2 separate regions of the Mus musculus genome follow, and region 2 is linked to region 1. The links are chromatin contacts, found by POLR2A ChIA-PET in ENCODE. All regions are on one chromosome and are shown on one strand. The core of a region is the stretch at or near the end of the contact, and the rest is flanking DNA. Distances in the headings are between cores, read along the strand shown.

Region 1 (6,385 bases), core at 122-2,621:
TGACAACACAAGACTATCTGAGCTTTAAGATGGCATGCATAAACTCTTACTTACTGTGAATATATACATCAGTAAGAGTTCAGAAAACGAGTCATAGCAAGAAAGGAGAGAAAGAAAAGCACACGCAGACAGCACAGGTGCCCAGGGAAGGAGGGTCAGCAGGGTGGACAGTGGTCCTCTCAGAGGAGACACAGAGTGTTCAAATGTCAACACGCTCCCTCCAAACTGACTGAGTACTTCTATCCCGCCTCATTCTCTAGACCAGGTTGGCCTTGAACTCACAGAGATCTGCCTGCTTCTACTCTCTGAACTCTGGGATGAAAGATGTGCACCGCAATACCTGGCTTACAGATATTTTAAGTTCCAGAAAGAACAGAGAGACTCCTGGAGGGGCTGGACAAAAATCCAGCTGTGGAGATGTCCCAGGGGCTGCTGCAGTGGGCTGTGGGTCCCACATTTGTCTTCCTGTCAGGGCCAGGCTGAGAAGACCCATGAAGTTGTGGATCAGTCACTGAGGGAAGATGGCAGGCCCCCAGTGTGTTGCTTCTCTAAACTCAGTCCCCAGCGTTTACTGCCAGCTGTAGGGATTATGGTGCCGGCAAGAACACCCAAAGCCCTGTACAGCTGCCAGGCTGCACCTTGAATCCTATTCTCTGTGACTCAAAAAACAAAACAAAACAAACCCTCTTTGGCTGCTGTATGGAAATTGAACAATCTCTGAGACCATTACTAATTGCCTAAGACAGCTGGCAAGTCGTTTATGTGGCTCGAGGCTCTTCTAAATAAGGAGGGTGGCCTCCACCTAGCACTGAGGGCTACCTCCAGAAGTTGATGTGGGGATTATAGACAAAGGCCCCTCCTCACCTGGGGCAGAGCGACATCTTGCAAACTCTTATGCCTCCATGTTCCAGGATGAGTTAAGGAACCTGTAGCCTTAGACGGAACACCACAGTGGCCACTCATCTGCCCCAGTAGTGAACGACACAACCGTGCAGGGAGAGTCCCTAGGTCCTGCTGTGTAATACCGTGCCTTCAAGGATGGTTGCCTCTTCTAAGGACTGAAGAGTAGTAATTGTAATTAAGGTGTCTCATCCTAAGCATTTTCCTGGCAACAAAATAAAAAACACTATGGACGTGTGTGCCTGTGTGTATGTGTGTGTGTGTTTGCATGTGCACACACATGTGGAGGGCAGAGTGTTGTCAGGCCTCTCAGCAGCTGTCCACCTTGCGTTTTGAGACAGGAGTCTCTCACTTAGGCTGAGCTCTTTGAAGCCAGTGCCCCTGCCGGCCAGCAGGTGCACCGGGAGGAGAGAGCTGTGGTGCGCAAGTCCTGCCACCAGGGGGCAGCAGCCACCAGGAGCGGACTGTGGGTGGGACTGAAAGCCAAAGCGTAAAGGTTTTTCAAGAAGCCTAAAATCAAGATTCTTCTGTGCAAATGTCAACTCATCCAATCATTTAAAATGCAGCACGGGCCAGCAACGTGCCTGATGACTGAAGATGGCTGAGGGCTGTCAACTTGTCAGCTTGTGCCTTCGGGTGTAGGAGGATTCCAGTTAAGAGTTGGACACCTCCAGGGTTAGTTTAGTTGGCAGAGCTAACTCCCCATGGGGTCCACAGGGCAAAGCAGGTGCACTGAGGTAGACTATGGGAGTGGTTATCTAATTCAGCATAATATCTCTACATTTACTTACATGGATCCTTTGTGTACATGTGTAGGTGCAGGCTGGTGGTTCTGGGGACTGAACTCACACACCTGTATTTACGTGTCTCGCTGTCCCAACAGAATGTCTGACTGTCTCTTTATTTGCAGAGATAACAGTCCTGGAGCATCTGGTTCTTTCCACCTGTCTCTCTCTTCCCTTGGATCAGTCTTGTCTCTTTAGGACTTAGTGGTCAGAGGCAAGGGCCTGGCCAGAAGGTGCTACCGTTTGAAGCCCATTACAACTAAGCTTTAAAAATCTACATGCATGTCTAAAACCTTTTTCTGTGCCTTTTAAAAGAAATGAGTTAGGGCGTCATAAATCCCAGGCTGGCTTCAAAACCACGATACAGCAAAGGACGACAGGAACTTTGGATCCTCCTGTCTCCCAGTGCCCGGGCCTGGTACAAGTGTATGCTCTCACAGCTGATGTGTATGGTGCTGGGGGTGGAACCAGAGTGGGCTTTATGAATGCTAGGCAACTGCTCTGCCGACTGAGCCCCATCCCCGAGCTCTTACACCTCCTAAGTGCAGAACTGGAGCTTCCACTGATGGTAGGCTCAAGCACAAGGATGCTCAGCGTTCTGTGTGAGCGGCAGGTGTCAGGAGACCTCACTCTTCTAGAAGTTTCTGGGACCTCAAGTTCAGCTCACTGTGGGGATCCCTGGCATCTGGTCACAGTGAGTCATGCGGTCACAGCGAGTTGGCAGTCTTACCAGACAGAGAGCCAATCTTGGCTTGGCAGGTAGCTTCCAGGGCACCTAGGCTAACCTGCATTCCAACAAGGTCCATAGAGACCAGGCCTTGCCTTTGGCTTATTCTGAATCACGGTTAACACCGAGTCAAGACAGCCGGGCTGTCGGGGAAGGCAGCCACTCTTCTCTCCAGTGCACTTACCTAGAAACCACAACCATCCACTGTGAGGTTGTGCAGAAGGGAGGGGAGCACTTATGACCTGCTGGGATGGGGCAGAACCTCTTTCCCCACACACAGAGTAGCAAGAGATGATTGTGAACTGCTTTGAAGGGCGTGGCCCGGGTTACACGTAGGGCTTTCTGCTAGCAGAGTTTGGATGCAACAGTAGGGTAATGGGGGTATCCAAGTCTAGAAGGCACGGGGCTGCCAGATACCACCAACCCTTTCAGGCAGCCCGGAGCCTGGGGTGGACTCTCTTACGGGTTCAGTAGGCATGTGACCCAATTCTGACCGTTCATTTTTCTCTCGCCGCATTATTCCCATTCCCTTGTGGGCTCCTGAGTGGTTTTTCTCCTGTATCCCTGGTCTCGCTGCACAACCCAGCTTGGTCCTCAGTGAGTCACACAGACCCCTCTAGAGCCCTCCAGCAAGCACCCTCCCTCCCTCTTCACCAGTGTGGCTCTAGCACCCCCGCCCCCAAACATGGTCTCTTCTCAATCTAGTGTCTATCAAGTCACCCCCGTCTATGTTCTCTTCCTTAAAAATCCATGTTCTGACAGGCGGTGGTACCTTTAACCCTAGCACTCTGGGAAGCAGAGGCAGGCAGATCTCTTGAGTTCAAGGCCAGTCTGGTCTACAGAACAATTTCTAAGACATAAAGAAACCTTGTCTCAAAAAAACAAAAAATGAAATGAAATCTGTGTTCTAACACCTGTCTTTGTGAGGCCTCCACTACTTAGGATAGAGGGACAGCCTCCCAGCACCCACTATGACAGCCTCTCTACACCTGCCACAATGGCAGGCTTTATAAGTGTATACTAGGCAAGTGCTTTGTCTGGGGCCGGAACTGAGTCCGCTGACAAAGGGGCTAGCTCAAGCCCTTTCCCGCCTAAGCTCCTCAGGCCACCCATTCCTTACAGTTACTTCTAAGTACTTGGCCAAGCCCGTGGTTCTTCCCACTCTCGGGTGAGCCGTCTCCAAACTCGCGTGTGAACACAGGCTGAGTAGGGACCCACCTCCTCTCCCTAGCACACAGCCCAGGGTAGAGTACACTTGGAGTGCTTGTTAAACTTATTTTACATCCTCAGGCCTTAGAGAAAGGGCCTCAACTATAACCCAGACTGGCCTTTTAACTCCTGGAAGTCCTCTGCCTCAGCCTCTTTAAGTGCTAGGATCATAGGTGTAAAACCATGTTGTGGTTTTTTGTTTTGGAAACAGGACCTTGCCTTAGGTTGGTCTTGAATTTTGCAATCCCCCTGCATCTGCTTCCAAGTCCTACTATTGTAGGACTATGTGTGCCATACCTTCTGGGTTAGCCCTCTAAATAACTGTAAATTGTTTAAATTCAATGCAATGTTCTTAGGGCGGGCTGGGCAGCAGCAAAGACAGGTGAATCTCTGAGTTCGAGGCCAGCCTGGTCTACAGAGTGAGTTCCAGGACAGCCAGGGCTGCACAGAAAGACCCTGTCTTAAACAGCTCTTTAGCAAAAAAACCAAAAAAAAAAAAAACCTCTTAGGACAGGCCATCTCCTTTTCTTCTCAGGATGAGAAGGAATGCCCCATGGTGACAGGCCCTGCCTGGCTACAGTCAAACTACTCTGACCTTACTCAGGGAAGGGCTGACACCCAGCCTTCTAGGTGAGCTCAGAGTCCTGAGGCAGCCAAACACCTAGGCCTAGGAAAAGGCCCTGGCTCCCCTGGGGTGGGCATGTAGCTCCGTAGAGTTTACCTTGCATGTGTGGCACCGTTTAACCCCAGCACAGCATTTTTTTTAACATTACGCAGCTCACAAACCCCCATGACTATCCTTTGTCCGCATGCCCACTGTAGTCACAGCTAACATTCTCATCCCATCTATGAGAAATGGCCCCTTTCCTGCTTGTCTCTCCAATGCAAGTTGTGTCAGGCTCACATTCTGACTCCCATCTGTTCAGTCATGACCATGTTCCCCAAGCCAACCTTCAGCAGGTCCTCATCTCATGCGGCAGGCACTGGATCCCACCGATGCCGAGCAGCGCCACACCCCTTCATATACCTCACCTCAGCTCTGCTCAGAAGGAACCACTGTTGTTTATGGAGCTGCCCTTGATTTTGTTTCTATTTGCCCTATGTGACCTCAGCTGTTTCTCAGAACTCATACAATGGTCTTCCTTCTGCACAATTTGATATTCAACTCAAGGCACACCGATGCTCAAGCCCAGAAAAGCATCACTCATTGGCCTCTGTCAGAAAACAATTATTACTTATACAGTGCCAGAGTGGCTCTAGGCATGCTCTCTGCACACTCAGAGCCCCCCTCCCCCAACTGCATCCGTAGGGAACGGGAGGCTCACTAGTCACCTGGAGCTCCGCTTCTTTATTGAATGGAGACACAGCCTCAGTAGCCTAGGTTGGAGTCTTCAATTCCCCAGCACCTCCCATCTCTGCTTCCCACGCGCTGAAATTCCAGGCACACACCATTAAGCCTGGTCCCCGAGGCCCTCTCAGCCCTCCTGCTGGCAGGCTCTTGCTGTGGACACTCAGCTTCTAAGAGCTTTATGCAGATTCGAGGGGCAGACAGACTGTAAGCAATTAGTTATTTCCCAAAAGGGCCAGGAAAGCTGCCCATGCCTTCCCTGAGCCGAGAGGCAGTGTGCTGACCTCAGTGGATGTCAGTGCTGCTCTCCTGTCCTCACAGGTGTCACGAGAACAGCACAATTAGGTTCCTGAGCATTCTGAAATCTCAGGATGTCGCTTGCGGAAGGGACATAGGGTGCACCTCTCCTCCTAGCTGTCATATTAAGCAAACAAACCATCAAATATCCTAAGACCTTAAGGACGCCTCTAAACTGTTCTCTGGAAATCACTCTGTGCCTGTAAGCAGCCTTTCTAAGGGGAACAAAACCCTGCTTGTTTGCACGTAAACATCTGAAAGAAAATAACAGCTGAGCTGGGGAAGACAGCAGAACAAAGCCGAGCTTGTGTGAGGACAATCAGAGGGCCTGGGAGCTGAGGACTGGCTGGGTGTCTGCAGCAGCAGGAGGCCACAGAGAAAAGGTCTACGGCCTGTCACTACCTGAACAGAAAGAAGTCACTGCCACCAACAGCACTGTGCAGTTTATTAACCATTCAAGTACAGTAGCATCTGGTGAGATTGGGACAGAATTGGGATCGCAAAGTGGACAGATATTCAGCATCTAATGGGTTGGAAGAAGCCGCCACATACTCTTCACAAACATCTTCCACAGTCAATACAGAACTAGCCATTAACCCAGCACACCGATTGTGCCCGAGTGGAAAAGATGCAACGAGAAAAATAGCTACATTAGAAAGACCAACACTTTAAAAAAGAGTAAAACACTTTCAGTTTCTCCCCTTGAGCCCCTAAAACATCTCACGGTCTGGATCTACCTATACGGTCCTACATCGGCTTCTAGACTATCTGTCAGGAGGGAAAGTAAAGGACACTGGCCAGTACAGTCTTTGGATATTTAGGACGGGGTCGGGGAGAAAGTCAGTTCTCGGGACAACTTAGTCAGCCTCAGTCTCATCCGCGGGGTCTTTGGATTCTTTGTTCTTCCGCACCTCTTCCACGTGCTTGTCCTGGAAGAAACTGTACGTAAGTGTCATCTGTCCAAAAAATAACTTGTTGAGCCCTGTCCCCTGCCTACGAGGTCCAACACAGCTTCAGTCACACAACCCATGGAAATCCCAAACCAAAAATCCCGAGACATCATCTTAAAGCTGTTGGTCTCTTGGGGCTGAGAACAGCTAGGCTCTGACTGTTCTCCCA
Region 2 (5,805 bases), core at 3,122-5,621, 57 kb before region 1:
CATCACCTCCATGAAGCCTGAAGACATGGAGAATAATAACGTCTTCAGCTTCTCATCCAGCTTTGAGGACCCGTCCACAGCTACCTACATGCAGTTCCTGAGGGAAGGACTCCGGCGGGGCCTGCCCCTCCTCCAGCCCTAGTCCTAGAGGACCTGGACCTGGTAAAAAGCCAGCAGACAGAATCCACGCGCCTTGGAGCCACGGTGCCCGGAGTCTGTTTCAAACTGGAAGTGGTCCCTACCTCATCCCCAGGCTGCCTAGAGAGGTCCAGGGTCATCTGAGGCTGTCACTTTCATAAATCCTGAGGGATGGTGGCCAGATGAGGGGGCCTGTCTGCCCGGTCATGTGACTGAGCTTAATCCGGCTACCACTAGCAGCCCATCTGGCTCCAAGAGCTTCTTCGAGTCCCCCCAAAAGGGGTCTGGGGAGACCTCCCTGGACCACACAGTGTAGTTCAGGACCTCGGTGTGAATAGGGAGTGGACTGGAAAGGTCCCTTCTTTCTAGGCTCCCCTTTCAAGCCAAAGGAATTAAAAGAGCTGGGCTCGGGGCCAAGCTGCCAGCGCTATGCCTGCTTGGAGCCTTCTATGCTGGCCATCCCTAGGTAGCCTTCTGTGCACAGTGCTCCCAGCTAGGGTCATTGTCAGCTGGAGACAGCTGTCTGGAGCCTCTGCACAAAGCCCTTCTACAGAAGTGGAGGCCATATTGTCACACTGCTACCCTTCAGCCTGTTGACCTGATGACCCAAGTCCAGTCCTGTTCAGAGAGATGGAGAAGTTCACTGTGAAGTGTGTCCCAGCCAAAGAGCGCAGCCTTTCTTATTGCCAGCACTGTCTAGCCCCCCAGGGTACTGCCAGTCAACTCACCACCGGATGGCCACCAGTTCCCATCGGCTACTTTTGGGGACTTGGTGAACAGCTTGAACGGCTGACCATGGCCAGTCTTTTTTTATGCATACAGAAAAGTGTTTTTATAAGAACTTTCTCACAGTCTATATTTTTTAAAACTCTGAATGCTGAGGAGAAAGAAGTGGGCAGTGGCTCCCCCCAGCAACAGCCGCATGATGGCTGGGTCTGAAATCGCAAATGGATCCAGCCTGATGTCCTCGCAGTTGCACATGTGGGGAGAAACTAAGCCCACCTTCCTTCTCTCCAGCTTTTTACAAGCAGTCAAGACTCAGTATTCCCCAGCCCTGTCCTGTGCTCCACACTCCCAAGAAGCGCCTTGAACTCAATCGCATCTGAGCCTTCTTGACATCAGCCAGGTCACTGTGAGCCATCTCTTTACCTGGTCTCACCAGGGGCTCAAGCTTCAACCATGCAGAGGAGGAAGGCACATAGACATTCCCTGATTCCTACTCCCCTGCCAGCCCTTGGGGCCACCACATAGAGCCCCCCTCACGCTCTCTGGCTCCCAGGAGCCTTGTCTCTGGGGTGCCCTGTGAAGATCACATACATTTTCTCATAGCAAACCATGAATTGGAAAGTTGCCCCCATTTTTCAGAGGAAGACATTGGAGTCTTAGGAAAGTAAAGTGACTTCCGGGGTCACTCAGAGGACCAGAGTTGTGATCCAAACCCACATGACTCTAAAGGCTATGTCTCGGTTTTGGGGGTGCCCTGGCTCATTTCCCCCTGTGGTGGGAAGGGAATGTTTTCAAATCATGTCTTCTTATCAGACTAAACAGAGCAGGTGTCTATAGCTCTGCCAGATTCTCTGAGCAGTCCTATGGGAAGTACTGATTGCTGGGGCTTTCTGGGTCTTCATCAGACACCTCTGCACATCCCCAGCTGCCATCTGATCACCCCTCTGCCTTTGTTCCCCCATCCCCAGTATGTCCTGTAATAAAATTGGAGAGCCTACAGTAGCTTGGTGCTTTTCCTTTGAGCAGGATGCTCGGTTTTGGCCTTCCACAGTCTGACCACTGCCCCTATTGGGGAATGGGTAAGGGTGGGCACATTTGAGCTGGACTGTTTTGGAGCCTTGTCTAGCAACAGGGAGCTTGTAATAGACAGAATGAGAAACTACGCTGGAGAATCTGGAAGTTTGTGTTGAGAATGGTCCTGATGTTGAACTCGTTAGAAGCGGAGCATATGACAGGCATTAGATAATTATGGGAGGAAATATACCTGTAGGGGTGGTGGGATGGCTCACTGCATAAAGGTGTTTGCTACCTAGACAACCTGAGTTCAGTCCCTGAATTCCCCATGATGGAGAGAAGCAATTCCTGGTTATCTTTGGACCTCCTCCTCACCATAGTGCACACATGGTGGGGAGAGTGTAAAGATGGAGACCTGTAAAAGAAGGCTGAGTCATAAGGCAAGGAAACATGCTGAGCCAGGACATGTCAAAGCCTAGCCTGCCACAGAGGAAAGGCTCTGCAAACCAGCCCTTTGTTCCCATATCATTTTCACTGACACAGAGGTAAAGTCAGTTTCCAGGTTAAGGATGGATTATAACCAATTATTTATCTTTTAAAAAATATTTATTTATTTATTTATTTATTTATTTATTTATTTATTTATTTATTTATTTAATGTATGTGAGTACATTGTCACTCTCTTCAGACACACCAGAAGAGAGCATCAGATCCCCTTACAGATGGTTGTGAGCCACCATGTGGTTGCCGGGATTTGAACTCAGGACCTCTGGAAGAGCAGCCAGCGCTCTCAACCGCTGAGCCATCTCTCCAGCCCCCAATTATTTATCTTATGGGGAGCAGTGCAAAATGAAGTACACACACACACATACACACAAACCCATAAGAAACGTTTAAATGGTCAGATGCCACACAGTGGTGGTGAAAGAAAGATGAAATTTCAAGACCTGTAAGTCATATAAAGTACTCAGAAATTGCTGGTTGTTTGTGAGCCTAGAGGCTGTCTGGGGCTGAGAAAAGAGAAAAACAAACCTGGGTATTCCCCGTAGTTAAAACACTCCTGGGAACATCTTGACCATAAGATAAAGAGGAATGTGAGGACATAACAGGGCTATCTGAACTGAGTCAACAACTCACAGAACTCTGACACCCTGCACGTACATGTAATTTTTCTCCTGATGTTTGAATAAGCCAATAGTGTGTTGCTATGCTGAATTCCACACCCCTAAGCCCCTTACCCCATAAAAACCCCTAGCTTTCCAGCCTCGTGGCCGACATCCGTTATCTCCTGTGTGGGATGCATGTCGGTCCGGAGCTCCGTAATTAAACGACCTCATTTAATTCCATCAAGATGGTCCTTCGTGATTTTTTGGGTGCACACCGAATCGGGAATTGAGTGGGGGTTTCCCCACTAGGTTCTATCAGTGGCTTTGTCGCTGATAGACTATCTGACAGTGATACCCAACAATCAAAAAGGAGCTGAGAAATTCCAGCTATCTATCTTGGCATGTGCCCTACCGGTGTTTAGAAGTAAATGTCTACAATTGTGATACAACTTCCCTGGGATTTAGCACAGTTGCAACTGTGCAGGTTTTTGTAGCCTGGAGCAATAGGCTTTACCAATTCACCTAGGATGTAGTATATTCTGTAGGTGTGTGTACGTACTCACTCTATAATGTTTGTGTAACTCAGTCACCTAAGGACACGTTTCCCAAAGAGTACCCGTTCTTCAGCAACATATAACTGTAATTTCCAGAGGACAACAATAGAGAAATAAAGCATGTATGGGTGTAGTAAGGCAGGTCTGGGCATAATGCCCATTGTGACTGCACAAAGCTGTCCACCCACGAATCCAAAAGATTTGTCCCTGGCAGGTGGGGATTATAGGCTTTGGGAGAACTGGTGAGTCAGGCAAAGCCACGTGCAGAGAAGAAAGTGTATGCCCATTAACTGGATGCCATGGAGACCGGTAGAAAGAGCGACCTTGAGAGCTTTGGTGTCTCCGAGTGCCATCAATCCACCCATCTCATTAACAGACTGAACTATGCTGCACACGTGTGTACGTGTATGAGCGTGTGTGAGACAGAGAACTTTAAAATAGAAGACAGCTATTCCGAAGCACTGGAGGGCATGCCTGAAAGGCGAAAGCAGCCATTTTTGCTGGGGGATGTATCTGGGGGAGCATGAAATGGGACGAGGGTCCAGACTAGATAGGAAAGGCTGAAATGCCAAGATGAGAGGATTCGGAGATCTGCAGCAGGAGTATGGACTATTTCCAGTGCTGAGCAGCAACACTGGCAGACTACCGCTTCCCAGAAGTTTGTTGACACTAAACACGGGAAGCAACTCCTACGGCAGCAACTAAACTTGGGAGGAAAACTCCAGCGGGATGCGCGCACAGACTTCGTGCCCTCCCCCGGAGGGGTGAGGGCGTGGCCCGGGGAGGGGTGTGGCCTCCTGGCCGGTCTGCCGTCCACTCAGAGCCCGCGTCCATTCCGGGCCCCTCTCTAGGCCCGCCTCTCCTGGGCGTGGTGCTCGCCGCGCAGCTGCAAATGATTGCTTCCGGAGGCGGGTCAGCGGAAGTGAGGGACTTCGAGGCCGGGCCGCCCGCTGGGGTAGGAGGGGCTGAGGTGAGTGTGGCGCTGGAGTCCGGGCTAAGCCCGATGCGGGGTCCCACAGGAGACGGGCTCGGTGAGCGCCCTGGGCCGTCGCCGGCGTCTCCGTCCCGGCGCAGGGGAGCACGCGTTCCCTGTTCCCGTGCAAGTTCTCGCGGGAGTCGCCGCTGTCTGCCCCCCTCGGTGAGGGCACTGGTCCCCAGGCGTAGTTGCTGGCCGTGTCACCCAGCGGTTGGGGTCGCCCCAGCCGTTGGAGCGCGGTACGCCCCGGGCCGCGCGGCGTATCTGGGACCTACGCCGGCCTGGAGGCTACTGAGCGGCCCGGCCCGGCCCGCGGGTCCAAGGGCCGCTGGACGCGCGGTAGGAACTTGGCCGACCTTGGCCCGGGCCGGGTCGCCGTCGCGGGGGTGGGGACCCGTCGTTGAGGGCGCAGGGGGCTGCATCTTGCTGGCCACCGGCGCCTCGTGAGACCCTCGCGCGCTCTGCCCGGGTGTCCGCCGGGCACCGCTGGGCTAAAGTTTCTCCCTGGCCCAGGACCTGCCGGGTCGAGGCGCTCTCGGAGCAGAGAGGGTCTGCCGAGAGTGGCCGCACGGGAAGACGCGGGCACGGCCAGCGCAGAAGGAGCTGCGGCAGCGCCGATGTGCGGAGGGAGAGCCGGGGCTGCGGAACCGGCTAGAGCGTCTAGCGGGCACGCGGGGGGCGGGGCCTCGAAGCCAAGTTAGTGTCGCCTACAGCGGTTTCTTAAAAGCAAGCCAAGTGCTTACAGCGGCTGCCGGAGGCCGGGATATGGGCCGTTCGGTTACTTCCATTTCTGTTTTGAGCACCCTCGGAAGGCGATCCAGGCTGCCACGGAGTGAACTGCGAACCCCAGGCTGCCAGGGACAGAGTGATGGATGAGCTGGGTGCTGAGGGACTGAGATAAGCTGGATAAGTTGGGTCCCACAGAGGCAGTGGTATAGACTGGGGCACAGATAGGTGTGTTGGGAGCTGGTAGCCCGGTAGTAGCATGGCCCCAGCAGAAGACTAGGGAGTGAGTATGGTCGCAGATCGTGTACTTGCCAAACTGTATTAGAGCTTGGTCTTAAGAGAGCTGGAAGATGGGGTATATCCTGCTGGCAGGACTGTGGAGTCTAGAAGAGAGTTGAAAGATTTAAACACCAGAGTAATAGAACCGGCAGCTTGTTAAACCCGAGGTTTAGATTCGGTTGGAGTCTTTGGAGATGAAGCAGGACAGGAGAGGGCGTAATGGCAGGAGTAGCACAGTTAAGTGGCCTTTAGCAAGAAGTCTGGCACACAGGGACTTTGTAGGCTT

Evidence for each region. ChIA-PET counts read pairs that join two places held with the same protein, here RNA polymerase II (POLR2A).
Region 2: POLR2A ChIA-PET joins it to region 1 with 12 read pairs in Patski. The contact joins the promoter of Mtfr1l here to the enhancer-like site in region 1. POLR2A ChIA-PET finds 5 or more read pairs at or near these places in 2 of 5 experiments (Patski and embryonic stem cell).

Annotation. Positions count from the first base shown.
Region 1 is chr4:134,473,142-134,479,526 of GRCm38, reverse strand. It overlaps Stmn1 (stathmin 1), which reads right to left. Exons shown (of 5, transcript NM_019641.4): 5 at 5,684-6,195. The coding sequence ends at 6,124. Among named protein-coding and RNA genes, the nearest start is that of Stmn1, 8.0 kb to the right of the region's middle. Within about 2 kb of position 1,371, at least 1 of the 3 ENCODE cell types and tissues checked has a DNase peak (open chromatin) inside an H3K27ac peak, as active enhancers do.
Region 2 is chr4:134,533,953-134,539,757 of GRCm38, reverse strand. Mtfr1l (mitochondrial fission regulator 1-like) reads left to right here and starts at 4,371. Exons shown (of 7, transcript NM_029759.4): 1 at 4,371-4,508. It overlaps Selenon (selenoprotein N), which reads left to right. Exons shown (of 12, transcript NM_029100.2): 12 at 1-1,866. The coding sequence ends at 142.